Linked DNA regions of Homo sapiens: regions 2, 3, 4, 5, 6 and 7 are each linked to region 1. Evidence: chromatin loops called from intact Hi-C (ENCODE). Cell type or tissue: endothelial cell of umbilical vein. All regions are shown on one strand.

Region 1 (4,000 bases):
GCCCTGGGGGCCCCTGGCTGGGTCCAGTGAGTCCCGCGCGGCCCCAGCCCTGCCTGGCCTGGGCCCCCAGGTGTTGGCCGCCCGAAGCGTGTCGCCTTCGCCACCGCCCGCCCACCACGCTCCGCCGCAGCCTCGGCTCCAGCCGCCCCGTAGCCCTGCAGCGCCGCCCCTGCCCCCGCCTCTCCGACGCCTGCGATCGGGGGCGAATCCTGGGATGAGCGAGTCCTCGCTCTAATCTCGGGACCCTCTCGTCGGAGCCAGGCCCGAGCCCCGCGGGGAGGAGAGCAGTGCCACCAAAGGCTGGGGAGAGGGTGGCACAGGCGGAGGGGTTGGGGGGTAGCCGACCTAGGGGCAGACGGGCGGGACGGGAGGGACCGGAGGGGGAGCTCCAAGGCGCCGCACACTAACTTTGCCACCCGGATGGGACCGTCCGCGGGGTGAGGAAGGACCCTGAGGGGCTGGGAAGGGGCGCGCAGGCTGGGGCAACTTTCTGGGCCCAGGACCACGACCTGGGGGTTTTCTGCCCCCATTCTTACCTCTGCACCCCGAGTCCTCTCCAACCCTGCCCAACTCGGGACAGGTCCCCGAATAACACAACCCTCCCCATCCGCACCCCGAACCCCAACGCCATCCGTTCCCCCAGCCCAGCCCCACTGGTCATCACCAGGGGTTGAAGTGTGAACCGCCCCCTCTGCCACCAGGACTTGAACGTTCGCAGGAACCGACCTCGCCCACCTCCACCCGGCGCCCCCCTGGGGAAAAAACCAACCAGGAGGGAACTTTACCGAAAGGGTCTCAGGGTGACCAGGCATCTTCTGACCATTATCTTCCCATCGGGGTTGACGGTGATCATTGTTCAAACTTGTTGGTGCGAGCAGCCGCGGGCGAGGCCGGACGCACCGTCCTGGGCCCAGCTCTCGCCGCGTCCGGGCCACGAACCCTCTGCGGGCCGAAGCCGCGTCCGAGCGAAGCTGGGAGCGCGCGGCCCGGTGGCCTCGCTGCTCAGGCCTGGGCGTGCAGCGGAGGGAGCGGCGCGGCTGCCGGAGGGCGGCGAGGGCGCCCGGCCGGGCCGTCTCTGCGTCTCCGCCCTCCCCGCTTCACATTTTGGGGACCGGGAGGCGGCGCGCCCCCAGACCGCCGGCCGCGCGTCTGCCTGCTCGGGCTCGCTCGCTGGGCGGGAAGGTGCCGCGGCGCGCAGACGGGCTCCCCGCGGCGGGCGCCCTCATCCCCGGCCCCGCGCCCTCGGTGCCGGCTAAAGGCGGCCCCGGGCCCGCGCCCCGGTCCCCAGCGCCTCCGGGCCGCGCCGATCCTCAGCCCCGCGCCGCGCCGCGCCCATGGCTCTCGACGAGGGCAACCCGCGCCCGCCGCGCGCTCTCTCGCCCGCTGGCTCCGCCGCCCGCGCTCTGGTGTCCGGCGTCCGGCCCCGCGCGACGCTACGCCCGGAGGCGCCGCATTGTTCCTCGGAGGAGGCGGCCGAGCGGCGCTGGGGCGGCCCGGGAGCTGCAGCTGCGCTTCCAAGGCGCGCCGGCGCCACCTCGTGGCCGCAGCCCCGCTGTGCGCCCTGCCCGGGGCCGTGCGGGGCTGGGACGCCGAGGACCAGCTTCGAGGACGGGCGGGCGGGGGTCCCTGCTCCTTCCCCTGAGCCAAGCAGCTTCCCAGGGCGCCACCAGCCCCGAGGGCCGAAAGCTGCTTTGGCTCCCGCAGAGCACAGAAGAGATGCGCACCCAGCGGAGACCCTTCTCTTCTGCCAGGTGCCTCCGTGGGCTTCCTCATCAGCCGCTTCCCACGATTTCGCTTGGCAACACATGCCTATCTTCTGCCCCTCCCTGGTCAGAAACTCCCGTGGCTCCTCTTTGCTTACTGATCTGAGTATAAACTCGGCCTGTGGTGCTGGGGCCCGCTCACAGAGCCAGGCGCAGGGGCGTACTGAGTTGTAGCCCCAGATCCTCCACTAGCCAGTGGGCGATCAAGTGTGCACGTCTCAGAGTCTCCATTATGAAATGATAGTGACCAGAAGCTCACCAAGGTCCCTTGCAACCCTAAAGCATGTAGGATCTCATGTCGTCTCTTAGCATCTAGGCGTCCTCCCCTCCCCCTCCTCGTACTTCCTGGCTCTGGAGATGTGTTTGCAGTTGCAGAGACAGAGACTCCTGGGAGCTCGCAGAGCCAGCCTGAAGAAAGCTCTCCGGCTTCAAAAGCACTTCCCGAGGTCATATCTGACCACCCCACCCTGGGAAGTGCCCAAAGCCTCAGTCATGTGTCAAATGACTCTGAGGGTCTTCCCAGCTCAGGCCACGATGCTGCAGCCTGGCTTATGCGAGGAGGAGACTTTATTTTCCTCCAGCTGGGCCTGGTCCCCTCCAATCCCCCATACCCAGGCCCCTTGCTGCCTGCCCTGCCCACCTCCCGGCCCCCTTCCTGGGCCATTACTCACTGGCCATGACTCACGCTCTCTGCTTTGCTGCTCCTTCTTCATCAAAATTTACCGGTGCTGAGTTCCATTATCTCACTGCCTTGCTCTCTGCTAATGTGAAAATGGGTGATAAATTGGTGTTAGCAGATATAATGTGTTACACAGGCTAGGTAACAAATTTGCATTGAACAAGGACATGCTGACCGTGCCTTTGTGCAGAAGAGTGATGAATGGTGGCCGGAAATTTGGGCATCGTGGCAGGCTGGCTAAGGAGATGTTGGAGGGCAGAGGTCTCTGCCAGGCCTGTAAATCACATCTCATGCCTGGGTGCCTACATCTGCCACAAATCCTGGCAATAAGCCATATCTACACTAAGGAATGAAATGGTCCTTCTGATTAGGTGTCTCTCTTCTGATTGGGGGTTCTTCTGATTGAGTAGGCTTAGGGGGTGGCATTTATATCTGGTTGCCATTTTAGGCCAAAGGGGAAGCCTCTTCCTCAGTGGTGGAGATGGGGTTCCCTAGAAGGCATGGCCACCTCTGGTGTGGGTCATCTGGGGAGGTGGCCTACCCTCCACAGAAGCCAGAATTTAGAAGGTAGGGGAAGGTACTCCCCTCTTCCCCTGGGCCACACACCCTTAGATCTGGACTTTGAAGTTGGAGCGGGAAAGCCTCTCTGCCATTTGACGGCTGGCTTGGGCCAGGGAGGGAAGCAAGCAGAGGACAGCCAGTGACTTTTTTTTTTTTTTTTTTTTTTTTTTGAGATGGAGTCTCGCTCTGTTTCCCAGGCTGGAGTACAGTGGCGCAATCTCGGCTCACTGCAAACTCCGCCTTTTGGGTTCAAGAGATTCTTCTGCCTCAGCCTCTTGAGTAGCTGGGATTACAGGCACGTGCCACGATACCTGTAATAAATGCCTATAAAAATGCAAAATTTTTGTATTTTTAGTAGAGACAGGTTTCGCCATGTTGGCCAGGCTGCTCTCAAACTCCTGACCTCAAGTGATCCGCTTGCCTCGGCCTCCCAAAGTGCTGGTATTACAGGCATGAGCCACTATGCTGGGCCAGCCAGTGGCATTTTGCAAGCCAGATTGTCCAGCTGCCTGTCCCTTTTGAAGTCTGTCCCCTTTTTTTGGCCTCTTGTCTGCAGTAAAGTTCAGTGTAAACAGTCCTGCTTGCTCTCCACTGTGCTGTAGGCATTAGGAGAAAAACTGTGAATCCCACATCATGCAGTCTTGGGTATAACCTCTTCATGCCTCAGTTTCCTCAACTATAAGTGGGGCTCCTTATAACCTGCTTCATAGAGCTGTTCTGAGGATTGAGCCGCTTAATGCAGGTAAGTAGCCCGTTGCCAGGACCTCCTGAGCCTTTCAAGCATGGTGGTTCTGATGGTTGTTACTGTCCGTCAGGAACAGATGCTGTTTGTGCCCAGTCCTGGTTCCCACTGCAGTCACCTCTGCAAGCTAAGAGGCAGATGACTGAGAACACCTTCAACTCTCTGCCTGAGGACTTTTTTTTAATGGCTGTGGGAATATGCTAGAACACAAAAGGGCAAGAAGAAAGGACCCTGGACAAAGGATCAACACCCTGG
Region 2 (4,000 bases), 73 kb before region 1:
AGAAGTCTTAGAGGATTGGTTTGCAAGGGGAGGGGAGAGGGAGGAGAGCAGAGGGAGGTGGGTGGAGAAGTGGGAGAAGAAGCTGGAGGAGACTGTGGGGTGACAGGAGCCCCCTTGCCTACCTGTACGCCTTGTTGCCAGCTTCCCCGTGCAGGGGGCTGGGGTTGGTCAGTTTCCAGCAGTGAAATTAATCAGTTAACCCCCTTCACTCTTCTTTCCTATGCACTGAGGTCCCTACCTAAGGCCTCCTTCCTGGCACTGGTACTTCTAGCCCCATTTAAGCCTATAAGCTGGTACCAGTCAAATACCTGGCCCTCTTCCTAGGGCGTGGCCAAGGGGCCAAGTTCCTATTTATCTTTTTAAAATTTTTTTGAGATGGAGTCTCGCTCTGTCACCGAGGCTGGAGTGCAGTGGCATGATCTCGGCTCACTGTAACCTCCACCTCCCAGGTTCAAGCGATTCTCCTGCCTCAGCCTCTTGGTGGATCACAGTCGTGTGCCACCACGCCTGTCTAAATTTCTTTTTGTATTTTTAGTAGAGATGGGGTTTCACCATGTTGGCCAGGCTGCTCTCAAACTCCTGGCCTCAAGTGATCCGCCCGCTTCGGCCTCCCAAAGTGCAGGGATTACAGGTGTGAGCCCCTGCTCCTGGCCTCTAGTTGCTTTTGCTCTACAAGGCCTTGCCAGAACTTAAGCCACCAGCCCAGGACAGGGGACAACACTGCGTTGAGAGCTAGCAAGGGAGCTTTTTATCCCTCCCCACTCTGTCTAGGCCGGTGCTTTGCTAGGATCCAGCATTACAAGGTCACACAACCTCTCCCTGCAGCAGGGCCATCAGCGCCCCACCCTCCGTCACCGGTGACTCCACCTCAAGGCTGTCTCTGGCCTGCCGAGCCCATCTGTGTGCAGGCCAAAAGTGTCAGGAACTGGCATCCCAGGCACCACCCTCAGCCACAGATGGATGGGAAGAGGAGGATACCTACCCTAGCCTCTTTCTCCTCGGGCAGGACAGCTCTGGGATGTGACCTACCCCATCTTGCAGAGGCCCCCGTGGTGATGAGCTCCAGGTGCCACCTGCTGATACACACCCTGCCTCACCTGGCACCTCCGTGCCTGCTTCCTGGGGTTGCCTCCCAAATAAGCTACTGCTAAAATCCCTGTTTTCATGTTACTTCCTGGAGGAATCCAATCTCAGACAGTCCCTAACTTTGAGAAACCTGCCATGTTGGCCAGGCTGCTCTCAAACTCCTGGCCTCAAGTGAGCTGCCCGCCTCGGCCTCCCAAAGTGCTGGATTACAGGCGGGAGCCACCATTCCCGGCCTGGAGCAATTATTTTTGCTCAGCCTATCATCTGAGCTATAGCAAGAAGGGGATCCAGGAGAACCATAGTGAGAGGAGGCTCTCTCGTTCACCAGGTCTGAGCCTCCCCAGAATGAAGGAACCAGCCAAGCACAAGGCACGATCAAAAGCCACAAACATGTCCACTGCGGAGATGAGCATCAGGCACAAGCCCCTCCTCACTCTCACCCAGCCCACACATGTGCACCTACACACACCAGCACCCACGTTCGCTGGAGACCCAGGGTGTTCTGCCCCCTTGCTACTCGAAGCGTTGCCCCGCATTAACAGACGCTCTGTATGCACATTATATTTTGAAATGTGCTGTGTAAAGGCTGCAAAGCCACACCTGCAGCAGTTTCAAGAACCTCCACACATCCATCGTGAAAACATTCAGTTAGCACCTGGCCCTCAAAAGTGCTCCATAAACAATTTGAGATCCAGGGCTGCCATGTAAGGTTGTGCAGGTTGCTCACTGCACAAAGGCATTCCCCACACATCACACCTGAGTAGATGAATGGGATCCCCCATTCCATTCTCCAATCCACATGCCCTGGCTCAGGGCTGTGTCTGACCAGGGGAGGGATGGACACCTTTGCCAACCCAGGCCTGCAAGTCTGAACTCACCCAGAGGGGGGCACCGTTTTCTAATCAGAGTGAAGACCAGCAGTGTGGACTAGTGGGGGGTCTCAACTGTATGTGGCTGCTCTCACCTGAGTTCTCATAATGGCCTTGATGGCTGCTTCAAACTCCTCTGAGTTGTTGTAGTCGACTGTCCACACGTGGGGCTTGCCGATGAAGTTCTCCGCGTAGGGATGCTGGGAGAACACCTGGCAAGGGTACAGAGATTGCAGATGCCCCCCGTGCCTGCCAGTGGGACAGGGACAAAGAAAGGTACCCCATACACTTGTCCTATCTCCTTTTGCCCCACATCTCAGTCTGCCTCTTCCAGGACCTGCAGGGGTCTCTGTCCCGGCCCCTCCTGATCGGGGACCAGGATGCTTTCCACTCACCTCTCTGGAGGTGGGCTTGCCTCGGAAGAACTCGTGGTTGAGGGAGCTGTGGGGCGGGCTGAAGCGGGACTGCAGGAAGATGCAACCATTGGCGATGGCCTCCAGGGGGGCGGGGCCCTCGTAGGGGAAGCCAAACCCGATGAAGAGCTGCAGAGTCAAGGGGCGCAGTGATCAGGGAGGGCTGGGCCGCCACAGCCCAGTAAGCACCAGGATGCCGGGGACAAGGTGAGGCTTCGGGATATTCACAGGAGGCAGCTGGGCCTGGAGCGATTATTTTTGCTCAGCCTGTTATGTGAGCTATAACAGGGCTGGAAAAGCCAGCCCAGAACATCTTGTGCCACGGGCAAGCACTTCCCCTCTCTGGGCCTCAGTTTCCCCATTTGTGAAATAAGGGGGTCTAATTAGGTATTATCAATGGTCTCTTCTTGCTCTATCAGGCTATGATTTATGATTGTGGAGGGAGGAAGAAAAGAACAAGGGTTTCAGGCCAAGAAAGCTGCAGGCCCGCACCTGCAAGAGACCTCCAGGAACCTCACTCACTCATCCCAAAAACATTTATTCAGCATCTAACTTGTGTGAGGCTATTTACAACAGCAAAGACATGGAACCAACGGAGGTGCCCATTAACGGTGGCTTGGATAAAGAAAGTATGGTACATAGACACCATAAGATACTACGCAGACATAAAAAAAAACAAAATCATGTCCTTTTCAGCAATATGGATACAGCAGGAGGCCAATATCCTAAGTGAATTAAAGCTGGAACAGAAACCAAATACCGCATATTCTCACTTATAAGTGGGAGCTGAACATTGGGTACTTATGGGCATAAAGATGGCAACAACAGACACCTGGGGACTCCCAGAGTGGGGAGGAGGAAGGGGGTAAAGACGGAAGAATTAACTACTGGGTACTATCCTCACTACCTGGGTGACAAGATCCTTCATATCACAAACCTCAGCATTATGCAATATACCCAGGTACCAAGCCTGCATATGTACCCCTTAAACCTAAAATAAAAGTTGAAAAAAAATTTTGAGACGGAGTCTTGCTCTGTCACCAGGCTGGAGTGCGGTGGCACCATCTCATCTCACTGCAACCTCTGCCTCCCGGGTTCAAGCAATTCCCCTGTCTCACCCTCCTGAGTAGCCAGGACTACAGGCGCCCGCCACCACACCCAGCTGATTTTTTGTTTGTTTGTTTGTTTGTATTTTAGTAGAGACAGGGTTTCACCATGTTGGCCAGGATGGTCTCGATATCCTAACCTCGTGATCCGCCCACCTCGGCCTCCCAAAGTGTTGGGATTACAGGTGTGAGCCACCGCACCTGGCCAAAATTATTATTTTTTAAGTAACTTGTGCTAGGAGTGCACAGGGCTGGCCTCAAAGGCACTTAATAAATGATTCTGAATCCAGGGCTGTTCTGTGAGGTTGTTCAGGTTATTCACTGCATGCAAGCATCTCCACTGCCCCCAACACACACACACACACACACACACACACACACACACACACACACACCCCCAAGATGCCTTGGGAAACAAGCTATGGTGAGATCAAGAGAGGGCCTGGGGCCAGGTGCAGTGGCTCACATCTGTAATCCCAGCACTTTGAGAGGCCGAGGTGGTAGGATCGCTTAAGCCCAGGAGATT
Region 3 (4,000 bases), 190 kb before region 1:
GACAGTACATTCCGAAGACAGAATACAAAGCAGCCATTAAGAGTATTTCCCAAGACAAATGACCTTGGGCCATGAGAAAAGGCAGAACGCAGAAGTGTACTGTGCGGCACCATCACTATTTTGTTAAAAAATCCATATGCATAGATGAAGAACTGGCAGGGAATGCATGATAGAACTGTGGGTTTTATTTTCCTTCCTTGTAATTTTGTGTTTTACCAGTTTTCCACATTGAAAATGTTGGGAGGATTCAATAAGTTAATGTGTCTGAAAGATTTAGAACAGGGCTTGCCACATGGGACATGCTATACAGACGTTGGCTCTCACTATAATGATTTCTGTTTATCATTGGAAAAATTTTAAAGACAAATGATCTTCTTTCTTTCTGTCCTTCCTCTGCCTCTGAGAGGACAAAGAGAGTTTGACAGGAGCTGGTTCCACAAATTGTAGGGTCACACTTTCTGTCCCTGGTGCCTGCTCTGGATGGGGTGAGAACTGCCCCCCCGCCCCCCCAACCGCCCACCACCACACAAGATCCTCACCCAATCTTTTTATTTTTATTTTTAAAAATTTATTTATTTTAAACATGGAGTCTTGCTCTGTCGCCCAGGCTGGAGTCCAGTGGCATGATCTTGGCTCACTGCAACCTCTGCCTCCTGGGTTCAAGCGATTCTCCTGCCTCAGCCTCCCAAGTAGCTGAGATTATAGACATGGGCCACCACACCCAGCTAATTTTTGTATTTTTAGTAGAGACAGAGTTTTGCCATGTTGGCCAGGCTGGTCTCAAACTCCTAACCTCAGGTGATCTGCCCATCTCGGCCTCCAAGAGTGCTGGGATTACAGGCGTGAGCCACCGCGCCCACCATTTTTTTTTTTTTTTTTTTTTTTTTTTGAGATGGAGTCTCGCTCTGTCGCCCAGGCTGGAGTGCATTGGCGCGATCTCGGCTCACTGCAAGCTCCATCTCCCGGGTTCACACCATTCTCCTGCCTCAGCCTCCCGAGTAGCTGGGACTACAGGCGCCTGCCACCACGCCCGGCTAATTTTTTGTATTTGTAGTAGAGATGGGGTTTCACCGTGTTGGCCAGGATGGTCTCTATCTCCTCACCTCGTGATCCGCCCGCCTCAGCCTGCCAAAGTGCTGGGATTACAGGAGTGAGCCACCGCACCTGGCCCCCAGCTTTTATTTTGATTTTTGAGACAGGGTCTTGCGCTATCACCCAAGCTGGAGTGCAGTGGCACAACCCTGGCTCCTTGCAGCCTCGACCTCCCGCCTCTGCCTCCTGAGTAGCTGGGACTACAGGTACATGCCACCAAGTCCAGCTATTTTTTTTTTTTTTTGGTAGAGATGGGGTCTCATTATGTTGCCCAGGCTGGTCTCAAACTCCTGGGTTTAAGTAATCCTCCTGCTTCAGGCTCCCAAAGTGCTGGGATTACAGGCGTGAGCCACCATGCCCAGCTTATCCCCACCCAATCTAAACAATCTGTAAAGAGGGCTCTGAAGTGTTCCCAGAGAATTGCTGCTGCAACAGGTATAGCCGGATCCAGAGTGAGCCCTGAGGATGGCATTAGTCCCAGGGAGGTATTGTGTTTCCAGGTATCCAAGGGCTCAGCTCGGTGAAAAGCATCCAAGTGCAGGTTTCTTCCCTCAACACCCGGGACTCCGGGGGGAGGAAGATCAGTAGGGACAGAAGCGGGTGAACATCTGCCCCCGCCTCCCATCCCGCCTTTCAGGTGTTGGGAAGGCACCTGGACCCCAGGTGTCCCAGACACTGTGCCTGCGCGGCTTCGCCACGAGGGGGCGCTCCCGGCACCGCGAGGAGCTCCTTCGTGGGCCTGAAAAAGAAGGAAAATGATGTTCTCATAGCGAGGGCAGGGAGGCATCCCTGACACCGGGTAGTGCCAACAGGGCTGAAGACAAGGATGAGGAGCGCGCTTGGAACAATTTTCCTGTGCCTGGGCTCGCAATAGGCCTTGGGGGAGCTGGGGAGGCCTGGCGCCTTCTGCAGACAACATTTGCTCTCCCTGCTGGAGCCCCGGCTTGGGCTGCTGAGGGCGCGGGAAGGCAGGACGCAGAGACCTGGGGTGTCCCTGCCAGCTCCCCGGCCCGGCTTTCCGGGGGCTCCCTGAAGGCAGCCAGCGAGGGGCGGGCAGGCTGCGCTTGTAGGGTTCACAGGAAAGCGTGGGGCCCGGGGTACCCGCTGGGAATGGAGGCCTGTGGGCTGGGGCTCCGGGGGCTTCCTGCGGGAGACCAAAGAGTGTGACGGGAGGGCTCGGGCCTGAGTGTGAGTGTGCACCAGCCCGTGTGACTGCGTGTGCGGCCGGGAACGCGGTGTGTTCTGAGCAGCCACGGAAGGCCTTGATCGTGCGGGGGAAATGTTTCTGCCCTGGGCTTTCTGAGGCAAAACAATCTCATCCCTGCTCTCAGACACTAGGGCCCACGCCCAGAGCTTGTGAGCACACATGCACGCACACACACAGACACGCAGGGAGACAGACACACGCAGAGAGCCATGTGTATACTTGCACACACAGACACGTGCACACACACAGATGCACAGACATATACATGTGCACTGGCAGACAGAAGCACAGACACATGTGCACACGTGCATAGACACACATACATGGATGCATGTGTGCACACATACACATAAACACACACGCAGACACAGACATGCATAGGCACACATGTACACACATACCCACACACACAAAGCACACAGATGCACACACAGGTACACACACATGCACACAGGTGCATGTAGACACACACACTCAAATACACATAGATGAGAGCATACAGACGCATGCACACGTGTGCACACATGCCTCTCTACTGGTTAGAGATAATGTGACAAGATACTCCAGGATTCACAAAAAAATGCAGATGGTGGCACGAGCCAGACTCCCAGGCGCCTGCTTACCTGCAGTCACCTCCACCAAGTGGTGACTGAGGCAGCCAGCCAGTGATCTACCGGCTGACAGGAAGGGCCCTCAGGCTAACTGCTCCTGAGTGGGGCCAGCTGTGCTTTTCAGGAGGCTGGGCAAAGGCAGGGAGGCCAGTCCCTGAGAGGCCTGGGCTGGGCCAGGCTGAGTGTGCTGGAGATTCTGGCACAGCCGAGGGCAATCCAGGCGGCCACGGGGGAGGTGGTGGAGAGGGAGGCTGCCCCGCTCCTCCTGCTGGCCTGCAGAGCTATGGCCCTGGCCTGGCTCTGCTCTGTGACCTCTCGACCTTGGAAAGAGAGCTGCGAGTTGTCTGTTTCCACCCTGGGTGCTGTGGGTGGCCCGGCTTGGAGGACAGTCTCCTCTGCGTCCATCCAGAGCTCCCACTCACCTGCTTCCCTGGGAGTTTCCCAGCCGCGTCCCCTCTGCTCTCCAGCCCCTGAGAGTCCCTAGCACTGCCCCTCTCCCAGGCTCTGTCTGTGTGTTCACACACACCACCTACCCCAGAGTCCTCCTTCTCCTCTCTCAGTCTCCCCAGCCTCTGAACATGGCTGTCATCTATCCCAGTGGTTTGTACTTTTTTCCCTCACAAAATTTGCCCTATCTTCTCTCTTTCTCCCTATCTCACGTGGGGAAGGCCTTCTGGAAGGAATCGCACCATTCCTCTCCTAGTCCATCGGGAGAGGGTGAACGTGGATTTGACAGATCACGATTTCCCCTGCACATCCTGCGGGAAGGAAGCCCCAGCATGCTCTGCAGGAACGAAGCCCCTGCAGGTTCTGACTCCAGGATGGAGCTGGGATCCTAGGGCAGGGAGAGAGTGGAGGAAGCGAAGGCAGAGAGAGAGAAAAAGAACTAGGGGGTTGTTGGTAGAAAGGAAAGGTGGCCAGAGAGGAGGGCCTCCTAGTCGGATGTGGATTCGAGGGGCATGACAGATGAGTGCTGGGGAAGTGAAGTAACACCTGGGCAGGCCCAGGGCAAAACCCCCTCCCTATCTCCACACCACTCTGTCCCAGATGCTGCAAAGGTAACCAGGGCATCAAATGCAAGCCTGACTCC
Region 4 (4,000 bases), 380 kb before region 1:
GGCCCCCCAAAATGGGGAGAGGGCTGTCTGGGCTCAGAAAGCTGGGACACGCAAAGGCGCTGAGGGGAAGAGGACATGGCCCATCAGGGCACTGTCAGTGTGGCCAGACAGAGCAGGCAAGGCGGGGGAGACCCTGGGAGACAGAGCCAGACCCAGAACGAGGGGCCCCTTCCCAGACTCTGAAGGAGTTTGGGCTTGATCCTAAGACAATTCAGAGCCAATGAAGAGTTTCAAGATGACAAGGTCTCATCTGTGTTTTGGGAAGACCCTTCCAACTGTTGGAGGAGGGCTGCTCCTAGATGCAGGGGGGCCAGGAGGGAGGGACCCAGTGGGCCATTTGGGAGAGGTGGACGCTGGACAGGGCAGGGGCGGCAGGCAGAGAAGAGGAGTCCACAGCTCCTGGGCGAAGATCGCCAGGATTTGAAGATGAGATCTGGAAACGACGGCCCGGGGACATCCAAGCTGAGCCTGGGCCAGTGGGTAAATAAGCGGTCATTCACTGAGTAGGGAACATGAAGGAACAGATGGAGATGCTTTGTGTTGCCTTTGGTGGGGACAGAGCAAAAATACAATGATGGCATTTCCATCTGGGAGATGGCGCATCAGGGGCCAGGAGGCACGTCTTAGCCGGGACATGGAGGTGACCTAATTGACATGTGGCTGTGGCTGCAATCGGGGATTTGGGAGAAACGCCACTGAGATGAATCAGAGGAGAAGGGCCAGAGACCAGGTCCTGGACGTGGGGATGTCCACATTTAAGGGGAAAACAGAAAAAGAAGGGTTGGGGAGAAGTCAAAGAGCCGGGAAGAAATCCAGGCGAGAACTGCACTCGTAACCAAGGGACAGAAGGTTTAGAGAGTGACATGCCAGGGAGAGCTGCAGCTCGCTGGGTTGGCAGAAGGGGCAGATGGTGAGTAGGGGGAGGTCATGGAGGAGGGATGAGGTGGAGGGGCAGGGAGTTCACGAGAGAGAGGAGGTGGACCTGGGAGAGGAGACAACTCCTTGGTTTTAGAGCAAAGAACCTTGAGTTAACATATTTACGCCAGGAGAGAGAATGTCTAGGCTTGAAGGGGGAGGTGAGGGCTGATGGCACAAGGCTTCCAGCAGAGGATGGACAGCTCGGCCTGGAATAGAGAGTGAGACACAGTTTCCACGGAGGTGGAGAAGGGGACACAGTCCCTCGTCTGTGATTAGATGCCAACGGAATCCAGGCACAAGGGAAAGAGGGGCAGCACCTGCCCTCTGGAGGCTTCCAGTCTAGCGGAAGCTGATGGGTGGGAGGCAGGTGCAGAAAGATGGGGATCAGGCCTGGGAAGCAGTGCAGGAGCCAGGAACACCCAGCCCTCTTCCTGTCCCTGGGGTGCCCAGCACCAGGGAGCATGAGTGGTGACCAGAGGTGCAGGTGGGTCCCCCCTGGTTAGTGGGAGAGTGGGGGAGGGCAGATGGAGTGGGGAGTCTTGAGTGACAAGCCAGCGCCCCTGGCACCCATCTCTGAGCATGGCAGACATGGTCCTGCCTCCACGGTGCTCCAGGTCCAGCTCAGCATCTTCCTTGGAGGGGCACCCCAGAGGGGCCCCCAGCCACATCCTGTAAAATATGGGCTTCTGATGACTCTCTGACCTGGCTCTTCCTCCATAGCTCTCAGCCCCCTTGGAAATCAATTTTAAAATGTGCACTTAAAGGTTTGGTTCACTACAAAGGGCAGGTGAACAAGACAGACACAAATGATCCTTGGGAGCCCACGTCAAGGGGTAGGAGGCAGACAAGTGAACAGACTGTGATGATCCAGCCCGCAGAGGGCCGGTAGGCCCACATATAGCAGGAGCGCCCACCCTCACATGGAGGGGGAGGGAGGGCTTCCTGGAGGAGGCGACATCTAATGCTACCCAAAGGGTAAGTAGCAGCTCATGAGTTAGGCAGGTGAAAAAATCTTCAGGCAGAGAGAACCACAGGTGACACAAGCCAGCATGCCTGGGTTCCAATCCCAGGCCCTCCCCACCCCGACCCCCGGCGGTGGGACTTCTCTGTGTCTCAGTTTCCCGCTCTTTAAGAGGGAGCCAGAACAGCACCAACTCCATAGGTCTGAGAGGACCACACACTTGGAAGACGGCCCTGCGCCTAGTGTGGCCGCCACTCTGAGAGCGCCCGTCACCATCGCCCGGAGGAGGAGGGAGGTCGCTGTCGCCAAGAGCCCGAGGACCAGAGCCGGCGGTCAGACCCTTCTCCACGCCCTCCAGGCTCTCGGCCTCGGTCCTCAGAGGGCAACGGCAGTGGGCCCTTCCTCCCAGAACTGCTAAAACATCGCCCTGCGGAAAGGGCCCCTCGCAGCCCAAGACGCCGGGGAAGCGCTGGAGGCGCCGAAGACTCGGTCGGGGGTCTCGGGCGCAGCCCCAGGACCTGCGGAACCCGGCCCGGTGCGCAGACGCGCACACTCCAGCAGGTGGCGCTGCCTCCCCTGGAACGAGTCGGCTCCCGCAGGCGGCGCCCGGGGCGGGAGGGAGGCAAAGGGAGGGACCGGAGAGCAGGGCGCCTCCCTCTGCCCCGCCGGCCCAGGCGTCCGATGCGGCCCCTGCGAGCCCCCTCCCCGGGAGTTCTCATTGCCTCCCCCTGCCCCCGCTCCCGGCCGCTCCGATGCCTGTGGCAACCGGGATCCCGCGCCCGCCTCACCTGGGTGCGGGGGTGCAGGGTGACCTTTCACGCCGGGCCAACGCCAGTACCCCCTTCTCAGCACACCTGGGTCCCCGAGCGGGCCAGGTGGTTCCGTGGGGGCGGCCGCCACCGGCACACCTGGGCTGGATCCCCGCACACCTGGGTCCGCCCGTGTCGGGCTCGGGTACAAGTCCTGGCCGTGACACCTGGACCCCTCCACAGCCCTGCGGCTCCTCACTTCCCCCCTGCAGGGGTGGTTAGAGGAGCCACTCTAATAAGATCTAATAAGATCCCTGCAGGGCTGGTTAGAGGAGCCACTCTAACGCACCTGGAAGGTAACCGGCCATTCACAGGAATAGGACACCTGTCCCCTTCGTGCTAAAGGACGTTGGGGACAAGCAGGCCCCATCCAAAACATGGGGAAAGTGACCACTGTCATCCCAGGGAAGAGGTAAGAGGGAGCACAGGACTTGGTAGGGGCAGCTGTCACGGGGATGAGATGGAGAAGAGTCATGGGACCACCTATAGCCCTGTGTCCCCAGAGCCACATGCCACAAACACACATACAAACATATACACATGTGCATAGGGACACACATTCACATGCTCATATGCACACATTCATACACACATATATGAACACACATGCATAGACATACATGCAAACACACGCTCATATGCACACATTCATATACACATATAAACACACATGCACATACACGCACATACACACACGCTCAATGCACACATTCATATGCACATATAAACACATGCACACATACATGCACACACATACATATACAATGCTCATATGCACACATATACACATATAAACACATACACACACGCTCATATGCACACATTCATATACACATAAACACATGCACAGACACACGCACATACACGCTCAATGCACACATTCATATGCACATATAAACACACATGCACACACATACATATACAATGCTCATATGCACACATACACATATAAACACACATGCACACACATACACCTGCTTATATGCACACGTTCATATACATGTATATAGACATGCACAGACATGCTCATGCACACATATACACATATGTACACATACACACGTGGACACATACGCACTTGCATAGACATACACATGCTCATATGCACACATACACGTAAACACGCACACACACATACGCATGCTCATATGCACACATTCATACACACATGTACACATACATGCACATACACATGGGCATACAGACACAGACACATGCTCATATGCACACATCCATACACACATATGTACACATACATGCACATACACGTGGACACATACATGCACACATATACACATACACATGTGTGCAC
Region 5 (4,000 bases), 74 kb after region 1:
AACCCGGGAGGTGGAGCTTGCAGTGAGCTGATCTGGTAGGAAATTAGAAAGCACCACCATTTTCTGAATGGAGAAATTTAATCAAAATTACAACATCCCTCATCTTCCACTGATTGTCAACATCATGAAAGATGTGTAGTCATCCCAGTCATCCCTCAGATACCAAAACCTGCAGATGCTCAAGTCCTTGATATAAAATAGCATAGTATTTGCATATAACCTACACACATCTTCCTGCATACTTTATAATTTTTTTTTTTTGGGAGATGGAGTCTCGTTCTGTCACCCAGGCTGGAGTACAGTGGTGCAATCTCAGCTCACTGCAACCTCCATCTCCCAGGTTCAAGCAATTCTCCTGACTCAGCCTCCCAAGTAGTTGGGATTACAGGCTCACGCCACCACGTCTGGCTAATTTTTTTTTTTTTTTTTTTTGGTAGAAACAGGTTTTCGCCATGTTGGCCAGGCTGGTCTCGAACTCCTGACCTTGGGTGATCCGCCCGCCTCAGCCTCCCAAAGTGCTGGGATTACAGGCATGAGCCCGTAATTACTACAATTCTAGATTACTTACAATACCTAATACAATGTAAATGCTATGTAAATAGTTGTTATACACCATTGTTTAGGGACTCATAAGAAAAAAAGTCTGCACATGTTCAGTACAGATACAATTTTTTTCCCCATATTTTCGATCCATGGTTGTTTGAACCTACAATACAAAATGGTTATGGAGGACTGACTGTGGTTAAGAGTACATTTTCGGCTGGGTGTGGTGGCTCATGCCTGTAATCCCATCACTTTTGAAGGCCGAGGCAGGTGGATCACGAGGTCAGGAGCTCGAGACCAGCCTGGCCAGGATGGTGAAACCCCGTCTCTACTAAAAATACAAAAAAAATTAGCTGGGCATGGTGACGGGCACCTGTAATCCCAGCTACTTGGGAGACTGAGGCAGGAGAATCGCTTGAACCTGGGAGGTGGAAGTTGCAGTGAGCCCAGATCACACCACTGCACTCCAGCCTGAGTGACAGAGTGACACTCCATCTCAAAACAAAAAAAAAAAAAAAAAAAAAAAAAAGAGTACATCTTCTTCAGATTTTTTTTTTTTTTTTTTTTGAGACAGAGTTTTGCTCTGTCGCCAAGGTTGAAGTGCAATGGCATGATCTTGGCTCACTGCAACCTCTGCTTACCAGGTTCAAGTGATTCTCCTGCCTCAGCCTCCTAAATAGCTGGGATTACAGGTGCCTGCCACCACGCCTGGCTAATTTTTTTTTTTTCTTTGAGACGGAGTCTCGCTCTTTCACCCAGGCTGGAGTGCAGTGGCGTGATCTAGGCTCACTGCAACCTCCACCTCCTGGGTTCAAGCAATTCTCCTGCCTCAGTCTTCTGAGTGGCTGGGATTACAGGTGCGCTCCACCACGCCCGGCTAATTTTTTAGTAGAGACGGGGTTTCACCATGTTGGCCAGGCTGGTCTCGAACTCCTGACCTCAGGTAATCCACCCACCTCAGCCTCCCAAAGTGCTGGGATTACAGGTGTGAGCCACCACACCCAGCCCAGATGAGATTTTTAAAAATCCATCTCTCCTTGTATTAGCTTGCTACTGCTGCTATAGCAAATTATCACATTGAGTGGCTTAAAGGCAACACAATTTTATTATCTTACACTTCTGGAGGTCAGAAGTGCAAGACGGGTCTCCTGGGGCTAAAAGTAAGGTGTCAGCAAGGCTGCTGCATTGTTCCTGGAGGCTCTAGGGGAGAAACTGTTCCTTTGCCTCTTCCACCTCCTAGTGGCCACCTAGATTCTATGGCTTGTGGTCCCTTCCACTGTCTTCAATGCCAGCAACAGCAGACTGAATCTTTGTCCCAATGCATCACTTTGACTCTGACCCTGACCCTCCTGCCTCCATCTTCTGTTGTGGGAAGTCAGGGACCCCGAATGGAGGGACCGGCTGAAGCCATGGCAGAAGAACACGGATTGTGAAGATTTCATGGACATTTATTAGATCCCCAAATTAACACTTTTATAATTTCTTATGCCTGTCTTTACTGCAATCTCTGAACATAAATTGTGAAGATTTCATGGACACTTATCACTTCCCCAATCAATACCCTTGTGATTTCCTATGCCTGTCTTTACTTTAATCTCAATCCTGTCATCTCGTAAACTGAGGAGGATGTATGTCGCCTCAGGACCCCGTGATGATTGCGTTAACTGCACAAATTGTAGAGCATGTGTGTTTGAACAATATGAAATCTGGGCACCTTGAAAAAAGAACAGGATAACAGCAATGTTCAGGGAACAAGACAGATAACCTTAAACTCTGACCGCTGGTGAGCCGGGCGGAACAGAGCCATATTTCTCTTTTTTCAAAAGCAAATGGGAGAAATATTGCTGAATTATTTTTCTCAGCAAGGAACAGCCCTGAAAGAGAATGCGGCCCTGAGGGTAGGCCTCTAAAATGGCCCCCTTGGGTGTGGCCATCTTCTATGGTCGAAACTGTAGGGATGAAATAAGCCCCAGTCTCCCATAGTGCTCCCAGGCTTATTAGGACGAGGAAATTCCCGCCTAATAAATTTTTGATCAGACTGGTTGTCTGCTCTCAAACCCTGTCTCCTGATAAGATGTTATCAATGACAATGCGTGCCCGAAACTTCATTAGCAATTTTAATTTCGCCCATCCTGTGATCTCGCCCTGCCTCCATTTGCCTTGTGATATTCTATTACCTTGTGAAGCATGTGATCTCTTTGACCCACACCCTATTCATACACTCCCTCCCCTTTGAAAATCACTAATAAAAACTTGCTGGTTTTGCAGCTTGTGGGACATCAAGGAACCTACCGACATGTGATGTCTCCCCCAGATGCCCAGCTTTAAAATTTCTCTCTTTTGTACTCTGTCCCTTTATTTCTCAACCCGGCGGATGCTTAGGGAAAATAGAAAAGAACCTACATGACTATTGGGGGCAGGTTCCCTGATAATCTTCCACTTTAAGGACCTGACATTATATTGGGCCCATTCAGCTAATTCCAGATAATCTCCCCATCTCAAGGTGAGCTGATTAGCAGCCTTAATTGCACCTGCAACCTCAATTCCCCGTTACCATGGAACTAACATATTCACAGGTTCCAGCAATCAGGACATGGACAAATTTAGGCGGGTCCTTATCTGCACTTACCTGCTCTGCCATCTTGGATATGTTACTTGATCTCTCTGTGCCTTGGTTTTCTCATCTATAAAATGGGGATAATGGTTTCTAGTTGATAATTACTTGTAACATGCTTTAAAGAGAGCCCGGAAAAAAAAAAAAGAAAGAAAAGAAAAATAAAAGAACGCCTACACCGGGTGCAGTGGCTCATGCCTGTAATCCTAACACTTTGGGAGGCTGAGATGGGTGGATCACTTGAAGTCAGGAGCTCGAGACCAGCCTGGACAACATAGTGAAACCCCCTCTCTACTAAAAATACAAAAATTAGCTGGATGTGGTGATGCAGACCTGTAATCCCAGCTACTCAAGAGGCTGAGGCAGGAGAATTGCTTGAACCCTAGAGGCAGAGGTTGCAGTGAGCCAAGATAGTGCCACTGCACTCCTGCCTGGGCAATATAGTGAGACTCTGTCTCAAAAAAAAAAAAGGGTGCCTGGTATGTAGGTAAGCACTCAATATATATTAGTGATGTCTCTAGCAGAGAAAATTCGCTTTGGAAGGTCAGGCCGTGGAGGGCACCATGGCACTGTATGAAATGTGCTGGGCTCATCTAGCATATTAAGGATTCAGTGTTGAATAGACGTGAGTGCCCTGCACTGGGCTATTCTTCTTTCACTGGTTTCAATGGTTTCTGATCCAGAAAGGGATAAAATGAAAGAGTTGATCTCTCGGGGCGGGGGGGAACACAAAGAAAAAAGAAAAAAAAAAAACAAGCAAAAAACCAAAACCAGCTGTATAGCAAACCCAAAGCGCTTCATTCTGCAAAATAATGGGACAGGCCAAAATGGTTCCTAAGTCAA
Region 6 (4,000 bases), 140 kb before region 1:
CTCCTGAGTAGCTGGGATTGCAGGCACCCGCCACCACGCCCAGCTAATTTTTGTATTTTTAGTAGAGATGGGGTTTCACCATGTTGGCCAGACTCATCTCAAACTCCTGACCTCAGGTGATCTGCCTGCTTCAGCCTTCCAAAGTGCTGGGATTACAGGAGCGAGCCACCACGCCCGGCCTGTAATGAGTGTTTTAAATTATTCTTTTTCGCAATTTCTAAAAAATGGAGACAGGGTCTCGCTGTGTTGCCCAGGCTTGTCTGAAACTCCTGGCCTCAAGTGATCCTCCTGCCTTGGCCTCCCAAAGCAACTGTGTCCAGCCTCATTATTCTTATCGCCTTTAGCTGTATCCCACGCGAGGGTACGCCATTCTTTCACTGCCATTTACTTCTAAATGTTTGATACTTGTATTATGATTTATCTTTTGGATTATTTAGAAGTATGCTTTTTAGCTTCCAAGTATTTGAGATTTCTCATTTTATTATTTAGCATCAGAAGAGGCAGTCTGTATATCAGTTCTCTGGTGTTTATTGAAATTTCTTTTGTAGCCTAATATCTAATTGTTTTCAGTGTCAGGCGTGTGTTTGAAAAGAATATTTAGTTCCGAAGGGTGCAGCAGTTCATGCCTATAATCTCAACACTGGGAGGCCGAGGCTGGAGGACTGCTTGAGCCCAGGAGTTTGAGACCAGCCTGGGCAACATAGCAAAACTTTGTCTCTATAAAATAAAATAAAACAGCCGGGTGTGGTAGCACATGCCTATGGTTCCAGCTACTCAGGAGGCTGAGTGGGGAGAATTGCTCGAGTCCAGGAGGTCGAGGCTGCAGTAAGCCATGATTGAGCCACTGCATTCCACCCTGGGTGACAGAGCAAGGCCCTGCTTAAAGAAAAAAAAAAAAAGAATATTTAGTTTCTATGTATGTCTAAATCAAGCTTGTTAGTTGTGTGGTTTAAATCTTCTATATTCCTACTAATTTAAGCTACAGTTTTGTAACAAAGATGTTAAAATTTTCCACTATAATTGCAAGGTGGTTTCTCCTTCAGTTTTGTTTCTATAGTTGAGACCAAATGGTTAGATGCGCAGAGGCTCAGGATTAGTACAGTTCTTGAAGAATTATTTATTTTATAATTGACTAGCAACTTGCTTTTTATCTTAATGACTCATTTGTCTGGTATTAATATTGCTATACCAGCTTTCTGTTGTATACATATTTCTTTCAACTTTTATTTTTAATCTTTCTGTGTTGTTCGGGTTTAGTTGTATCTTTAAACTTTTGATGGCCAGGTGTGGTGGCTCATACCCGTAATCCCAGCACTCTGGGAGGCCAAGGCAGGTGGATCACGAGGTCAGGAGTTCAAGACAAGCCTGGCCAACATGGTGAAACCCTGTCTCTACTAAAAATACGAAAATTAGCCGGGCATGGTGACACGCTCCTGTAGTCCCAGCTCCTCGGGAAGCTGAGGCAGGAGAATTGCTTGAACCCAGGAGGCAGAGGTTGCAGCGAGCCAAGATCGCACCATTGCACTTGAGCCTGGGTGACAAAATGAGACTCTGTTTCAAAAAAAAACAAAAAACAAAAAAACTTTTGGATAGATGGATTTTTTTTTCATTCTAGGAGTCTCAGTCAATTAATAGGCAAGTTTAATACATTTACTATTATTGTAATTACTCATATATTTGGACTTACTTCTGTTAACTTACCTATCAGTCTTTTCTCTAATTTTGTCCTCCCATCTTGCACGTTATTATTGGCTAGCTTTTTTTCTTTTCTTTTTTTTCAAGACAGAGTTTCACTTTGTCACCCAAGCTGGAGTCCAGTGGTGCGATCTCGGCTCACTGCATCCTCAACTTCCCAGGCTCCAGTGATCTTCCCACCTCAGTCCCCCAAGTAGCTGAGATTACAGGCATGTGCCACCACACATGGCTAATTTTAATATGTTTAATAGAGACAAGACCTTGCCATGTTGCCCAGGCTGGTCTTGAACTCCTGGACTCAAGTGATTTGCCCATTATTGGCTAATATTTTATTTTTACTTTTTTTCTTCCAGTTTTGTAGTCAATTATCACATTTTATTCGTCCCCTGAATCTTGATGTTGTAATGAGGCTATACTGCCCCCATGTGGTACGGACTGCCCAGGAACTTTATTCTGAACTAGTAGTCTGCAAACTTGCTGTAAAGGGCCAGTTAGTAAATATTTTAGACTTTGAGGGTCTATAGTCTTTTTTCTTTTTCTTTTCTTCTTTTTTCTTTTTGTAGAGATGAACCCTCACTATGTTGCCTAGGCTGGTTTCAAACTCCTGAGTTCAAGTGATCCTCCTGCCTCAGCCTCCCAAAGTGCTTGGATTACAGGCATAAGCCACCATACCCGGCCAATTTCACTTTGTTTTTAATCTTCTGGGCTAATTGTCATGATCATTATTAATATTAGTATTATTTATAGCAATGCTTGTTAGGTTAACTATCATTTAAATTCTCCTGGATTTAATTTCCACTCCAAGGGAAGCAAACTTCTTAATAGTTCATTCAGTGAGGATCCATGAATGGTAAATTCTCTGCCTTTGTCTGAAAATGTCTCCATTTTAGCCCTCCCTTTTGGATGATAGTTTAGCTGGGCATATAATTCTAGGTTAACAGATACACTTCTTCAGTGCTTTGAAGATATTAAAGGCTTGTCTTCTGGCATCCATGGACAATGCTGAGAATTCTATTAATCAAAGTGTTATTTCTTTTTAGGCAAGTAGTTTTATCTCTTTGGTTTCTTTTTTTGTTTGTTTGTTTTGTTTTGTTTTTTCATTTGTTTATTTTTGAGATGGAGTCTTGCCTTCTCGCCCAGGCTAGAGTGCAGTGGTGTGATCTCAGCTCACTGCAACCTCCGCCTCCCACGTTCAAGCGATTCTCCTGCTTCAGCCTCCCGAGTAGCTGGGATTACAGGCACACGCCACCACACCCGGCTAATTTTTGTATTTTTAGTAGAGACAGTGTTTCACTATGTTGGCCAGGCTGGTCTTGAACTCCTGACCTCAGGTGATCTGCCAGCCTCAGCCTCCCAAAGTGCTGCGATTACAGGCGTGAACCACCACACCCAGCTGGTTTCTTCTAAGATCTCTATGTCTTTGATGTTCTCTAGTTTCTCCACAGTGTATCCAGATGTGTATTTACTTTTTATTTACCCTGTTTGGATAATGTGATACTTTGATGACTTGTTCCTTCAGTTATGGAAAAATCCTGTCATTTTGCATTTTGAATTTGCCTCTCCCCACCTCACGTTGTCTTTAATCTCTTCTAAATCTATAAAACACATGCTCAACCTACTCATTCTGTCTTCCACATTTCCTTATTGTGCTTTCATATTTTCATACTTTTCATCTCTTTATATCTCTGTGCTACATTTTAGATGATTTCCTTTTATTTATCTTCTATTTCTGTAATTCTCTCTTCGATGTGCTCTTCTCTGCTATTTATCTCAGAAATTTAATTTATAATTTCAATGAAAATATTTTTTACATCTAGATCTATTTGATTAGTTTCCAGGTCTGCTTACTCTATTTTCAAAATGTTTTTTCTTTATGATTTTGATTCCTTCTTTTTCTTCTCATGTCATTTTAAACACATTTCAAAGGCATGTCTGCCTTGTCACATGTGGAAAGAAAAAATATTCAGTTATTGGTGCGCCAATTCCCCTTTTGTTATGTTTGTTTATTTATGTATGTATTTATTTATTGAGTCAGGGTCTCACTCTGTCACCAAGGCTGGAGTATAGTGGTATAATCATAGCTCACTGCAGCCCCAAACCCCTGGGCTCAAGTGATCCTCCTACCTCAGCCTCCTGAATAGCTGAGACTACAGACACACACCACCATGTCAGACTAATTTTTTTTTTTTTTTTGTAGGGACAAGGTCTTGCTATGTTGCCCAAGCTGGTCTCAAACTCCTGATCTCAGACAATCCTCCTGCCTTGGCTTCCCAAAGTGCAGGGATTACAGGTGTGAGCCATCAGG
Region 7 (4,000 bases), 200 kb before region 1:
AGACTGGGGAGGGGACAGCAGCCTTCCCTCTGGTACTGCTCATTCAGCACCAGATCCTCCAGACTGTGGGGCCCTGCTCTGGCTATCCCCAATGCCCTGGATGAATCCAACATCTTCCCCTGGCCAGCACATCCCTGACTGCCTGGCTGTTGTCTTCCCAGGGGCTCTGGAGCTAATCTGGTAAACATTTCCTTTACATATTTAAGGCTAACCACTTTACCCAAGACAGCCTGGCTTTCTAGAACATTCTTTCACACTCAGAATAATTGTCTGGACACTGGTCCCTCAGAGGCCAGTGTGAGAGCATCTTCTCCCGTATCCACTGCCCAAGAGGAGGTGCCACTCAGCTGAGGGGCTTGAGTGGTCTGTCTTTTAGGGCTGATTTGGGCTGAACAGTATCCTCCAAAAGATATGTTCAAGTCCTAATCGCTGGTACCTGTAAATGTGACTTACTTGGTAAAAGGGTCTTTGCAGCTGTAATGAAGATGATGTAGGCTGGGCACAGTGGCTCACGCCTGTAATCCCAGCACTTTGGGAGGCCAAGGTGGTCAGATCACTTGAGGTCAGGAGTTCCAGACTAGCCTGGCCACATGGTAAAACCCCATCTCTACCAAAAATATAAAAAATTAGCTGGATGTGGTGGCGCAAGCCTGTAATCCCAGCTACTCAGGAGGCTGAAGCAGGAGAATCGCTTGAACCTGGGAGGCGGAGGTTGCAGTGAGCTGAGATCATACCACTACACTCCAGCCTGGGCAACAGAGTGAGACTTTGTTTCAAAAAAAAAAAAAAAGAAAGAAAGAAAGAAAGAAAAAGATGATGTAAAAGGCAAATACATCTTGGGACCCTGAAATCACTAAGCCAAAGGCTGGGAACTGCAAAGATTTAAAAAAAAAAAAAAAAAAAAAAAAGCTACACACCTCTCTCACAATTTTCCCACACGAAAATTCGGTAGACAAAGGACAAACAGAACTCAAAGTCACCCTCTGCTCACCTGAGGCAAACGCATATCTGCTTCCTTGCCGCCATCGTTTCACTGAGCCAGGCTGGACGCTGGTATAAGTGACCATTCCGTTACACTACTCTCACAGGTAAATGGTGTATGCAGTAATCAGGTGGCTAATCAGAGGCTAAAAGAATGCAACTGTTTCTCTCTTATCTGCCTATAATCAGGAAGCCCCTTGCTTCAAGTTGTCCCACCTTTCCAGATCGAATCAACATACATCTTACACATATTGATTGATGTCTCATGTCTTCCTAAAATGTGTAAAACCAAGCTGTGCCCCAGCCACCTTGGGCACATGCTGTCAGGACCCCCTGAGGCTGTGTCACGGGTGCGTCCTTAACCTTGGCAAAATAAACTTTCCAAATTGATTGAGATGTCTCTCAGGTACTTCTGGGTTCACAACGAGGTCATGCTAAAGGTGGGCCCTAAATCTAACAAATAGTGTTTGGTTTTTTTGTTTTGTTTTTTTGAGACGGAGTCTCTGTTGCCCAGGCTGGAGTGCAGTGACGCGATCTCAGCTCACTGCAAACTCCACCTCCCAGGTTCAAGCGATTCTCCTGCCTCAGCCTCCTGAGTAGCTGGGATTACAGGCGTGCACCACCACGTCCAGCTAATTTTTGTATTTTTAGTAGAGACGGGGTTTCACCATGTTGGCCAGCCTTGTCTTGAACTCCTGACCTCAAGGGCTCTGCCTGCCTCGGTCTCCCAAAGTGCTGGGATTACAGGTGTGAGCCATCATGCCCGCCGGACCTAAAAGATGCTTTAGTTAATCTGTTTCGGATTGGGAGGGCCTGGAAGAAAAAGAGCTAGCTATGTTAATAGAGATTCTTTACAGATGCAAATTTTCCCCCACAAAGGACAGCTTTGCAGGGCCATTTCAAGATATGGCAAAGAAACATGTTTTGGGGTAAAGTATTTTGATTTTCTTCCTTGTCTCGTAATGTTATGCCAGAGTCAGGTTGGAAAGTAAATCACAATATATAGGGTTAAATAAAACCCATCTGATGAGAATTTTTGATTTATAGGTCATGACTCCCAGACCCCTTAGGAATTTGGGCAAGATACAAAAATCAGTTTAGTTCTCACCAGAGAACTTGAATCCCAGCAGGAGTCTGGGAGCCACTAGATGGCAGTCAAGACTGAGGCTGGACCAAGTCTAAACCAGCGGCAATGGCCACATGCCCATGGTGGGCAGAGGCAGGGCGGCCCCCTTGGGAGGGGAAAGGGAGGACGCCGCAGCCAGCTGTGTCTGTGAGGGACAAGGCAGGGGCAAAAGTCACTATTCAGGGAGGATGGAGGTTTGAAAGCCCAGGAGCTTTCACGTGAAGAAGAAACCAAGTTCAGAAATGTTCAGAGGCTTACCTGATGTCACAAATCAGTGTCTTGGACACAGAGCCCAAAACTGGCCCTGGGTCTGGTTTGCCCACCATGTACAAGAGAAATTCATCTTAGCTGGCTCTGACTTAGAAAGAGGAAGAAGGTGCCCTTGGGGAGGCCACCTGGGCTCTCCATTTTGAAGCAGGCAGCTGTCCAGAACTGCAGCTCTTCCCCACAGGGGCTACCTGGCCAGAGGCTGCTGGGTCAGGCAGTGCTCACCTGTCAGGTCAAGGAGGCCCAGGGAGGTGTGTGGGGAGCCACAGCAGCAGGTTGCAGTGGGTCCCTGGGGTGGGTGGGATGCTTATGGGTCAGATTAGGGACCTGTGTGTCCCTTCCACGGGCAGCTTTCTGCACAGCCTTCCCTCTCCATAAGTGCAGAAAGAGATCGAGGCCTCCTGGTCACTTGGAGCAGTGTTCTTTATTCAGACAGGATCCTTCTGGGTTAGTTCATCCAGATTTTTGGAAACTTTGGGAGAAGCATCCATTGTCATTTATGTGCAAGTCTGGCCACATCTAGTTTCCCTGAGCCAAAATTGCAGCCACCTTGTAAGATGCTTCACAGGCTCTTGGTACCTGATGTTGACAGCGATAAAAAGGCAAAGGGGAAGGTTAGTGAAGACTTTTTAGTTCTTAAAAAAAAACCCATAATGATGAGTAACATTTATCAATCGCAAATGATGGGCCAAGCATTTTGCGTGCATTGCCCAATTTAGTTCTCACAACCACCCTTGAGATAACAAACAAAATGAAGAAGAAACCAAGTTCAGAAAGGCTCAGAAACTTGCATGATGTCACGAATCAGAGCCTTGGAGTCAGGGCTGAAGCAGGACCTGGGCCTGGTTAGCCCACCCTGTACAAGAAATGCCCTCCAGCTGTGCAAAAGCCAAACCTTAGGACAAGAGAAGGGGAGCTAAAATTGTCGTGAGAAAGAGTTTAGAGGAAGCAATGAAACTTTAGGGATACAAAAATTGCACAAGCTCCCATTTCACTTTTCCCCAAATATTAATATCTTTCGGAACCTTAGGAAAGATTATGGGCTGGGCGCAATGGCTTACACCTGTAATCCCAGCACTTCAGGACGTCGAGGCAGGCAAATCACTTGAGGTCGGAAGTTCAATACCAGCCTGGCCAACATGGCAAAACCACATCTCTACTAAAAATACAAACATGAGCCAGGCGTGCTGGCAGGTACCTGTAATCTCAGCTACTCTGGAGGCTGAGGCAGAAGAATCGCTTGAGCCCGGGAGGCAGAGGTTGCAGTGAGCTGAGATTGTGCCATTGCACTCCAGCCTGGGCGACAAGAGCGAGACTCCATCTTGGAAAAAAAAAAAAAAAAGATTATGGGCTGGGCGTGGTGGCTCACGCCTATAATCTCAGCACTTTGGGAGGCTGAGGAGGGCAGATTGCTTGAGCCCAGGAGTTTGTGACCAACCTGTGCAACATGGCGAGACCCCATCTCTACAAAAAATATAAAAATTAGCTGGGTGTGGTGACGCGTGCCTGTGGTCCCAGCTACATGGGAGGCTGAAGCAGGAAGATTGCTTGAGCCTGGGAGGCCACAGTGAACTGTGATCACACCCCTGCACTCCAGCCTGGGGGACAGAGCAAGACCTTGTCTCA

The links. A loop is a pair of places that touch in the nucleus more often than their neighbours do. Peaks named below come from ENCODE experiments on the same cell type or tissue, not always from the same donor. Only the 100,000 strongest peaks of a DNase experiment are listed, where the experiment ranks them.
Region 2: a loop joins it to region 1, with 14 times the contacts of the local background. A loop is called at or near these places in 6 of 110 quality-filtered maps.
Region 3: it touches region 1 in a loop (17-fold over the local background); 107 of 110 quality-filtered maps call a loop at or near these places.
Region 4: a loop joins it to region 1, with 5 times the contacts of the local background. A loop is called at or near these places in 57 of 110 quality-filtered maps.
Region 5: a loop joins it to region 1, with 3 times the contacts of the local background. A loop is called at or near these places in 2 of 110 quality-filtered maps.
Region 6: it touches region 1 in a loop (10-fold over the local background); 7 of 110 quality-filtered maps call a loop at or near these places.
Region 7: it touches region 1 in a loop (11-fold over the local background); 107 of 110 quality-filtered maps call a loop at or near these places.

What each region holds. Positions count from the first base shown.
Region 1 is chr17:76,865,883-76,869,882 of GRCh38, reverse strand. MGAT5B (alpha-1,6-mannosylglycoprotein 6-beta-N-acetylglucosaminyltransferase B) reads right to left here and starts at 1,479. Exons shown (of 18, transcript NM_001199172.2): 1 at 786-1,479. The coding sequence starts at 853. RefSeq lists a silencer at 1,335-1,644 and an enhancer at 1,982-2,276. In endothelial cell of umbilical vein, a CTCF peak has its summit at 1,550 (motif pointing left); a DNase peak (open chromatin) is centred at 1,492; H3K27ac peaks cover 298 bases.
Region 2 is chr17:76,938,899-76,942,898 of GRCh38, reverse strand. MGAT5B (alpha-1,6-mannosylglycoprotein 6-beta-N-acetylglucosaminyltransferase B) reads right to left here. Exons shown (of 18, transcript NM_001199172.2): 14 at 2,351-2,497; 15 at 2,051-2,167. Among named protein-coding and RNA genes, the nearest start is that of MGAT5B, 72 kb to the right of the region's middle. RefSeq lists an enhancer at 1,809-2,367. In endothelial cell of umbilical vein, CTCF peaks have their summits at 1,778 and 1,991 (motif pointing right); no DNase peak of the experiment used is centred here.
Region 3 is chr17:77,054,230-77,058,229 of GRCh38, reverse strand. No RefSeq gene overlaps it. Among named protein-coding and RNA genes, the nearest start is that of SNHG20, 32 kb to the left of the region's middle. RefSeq lists a silencer at 1,690-1,903. In endothelial cell of umbilical vein, a CTCF peak has its summit at 1,771 (motif pointing right); no DNase peak of the experiment used is centred here.
Region 4 is chr17:77,245,639-77,249,638 of GRCh38, reverse strand. No RefSeq gene overlaps it. Among named protein-coding and RNA genes, the nearest start is that of LACAT1, 6.2 kb to the left of the region's middle. RefSeq lists an enhancer at 1,614-2,464 and a silencer at 2,350-2,525. In endothelial cell of umbilical vein, a CTCF peak has its summit at 2,406 (motif pointing right); a DNase peak (open chromatin) is centred at 2,458; H3K4me3 peaks cover 895 bases.
Region 5 is chr17:76,791,752-76,795,751 of GRCh38, reverse strand. It overlaps a transcript of MFSD11 not described here. Among named protein-coding and RNA genes, the nearest start is that of LINC02080, 5.3 kb to the left of the region's middle. In endothelial cell of umbilical vein, a CTCF peak has its summit at 1,780 (motif pointing left); no DNase peak of the experiment used is centred here.
Region 6 is chr17:77,009,491-77,013,490 of GRCh38, reverse strand. No RefSeq gene overlaps it. Among named protein-coding and RNA genes, the nearest start is that of SNHG20, 77 kb to the left of the region's middle. In endothelial cell of umbilical vein, a CTCF peak has its summit at 2,106 (motif pointing left); a DNase peak (open chromatin) is centred at 2,130.
Region 7 is chr17:77,065,105-77,069,104 of GRCh38, reverse strand. No RefSeq gene overlaps it. Among named protein-coding and RNA genes, the nearest start is that of SNHG20, 22 kb to the left of the region's middle. RefSeq lists a silencer at 2,024-2,318. In endothelial cell of umbilical vein, a CTCF peak has its summit at 2,133 (motif pointing right); a DNase peak (open chromatin) is centred at 2,144; H3K27me3 peaks cover 254 bases.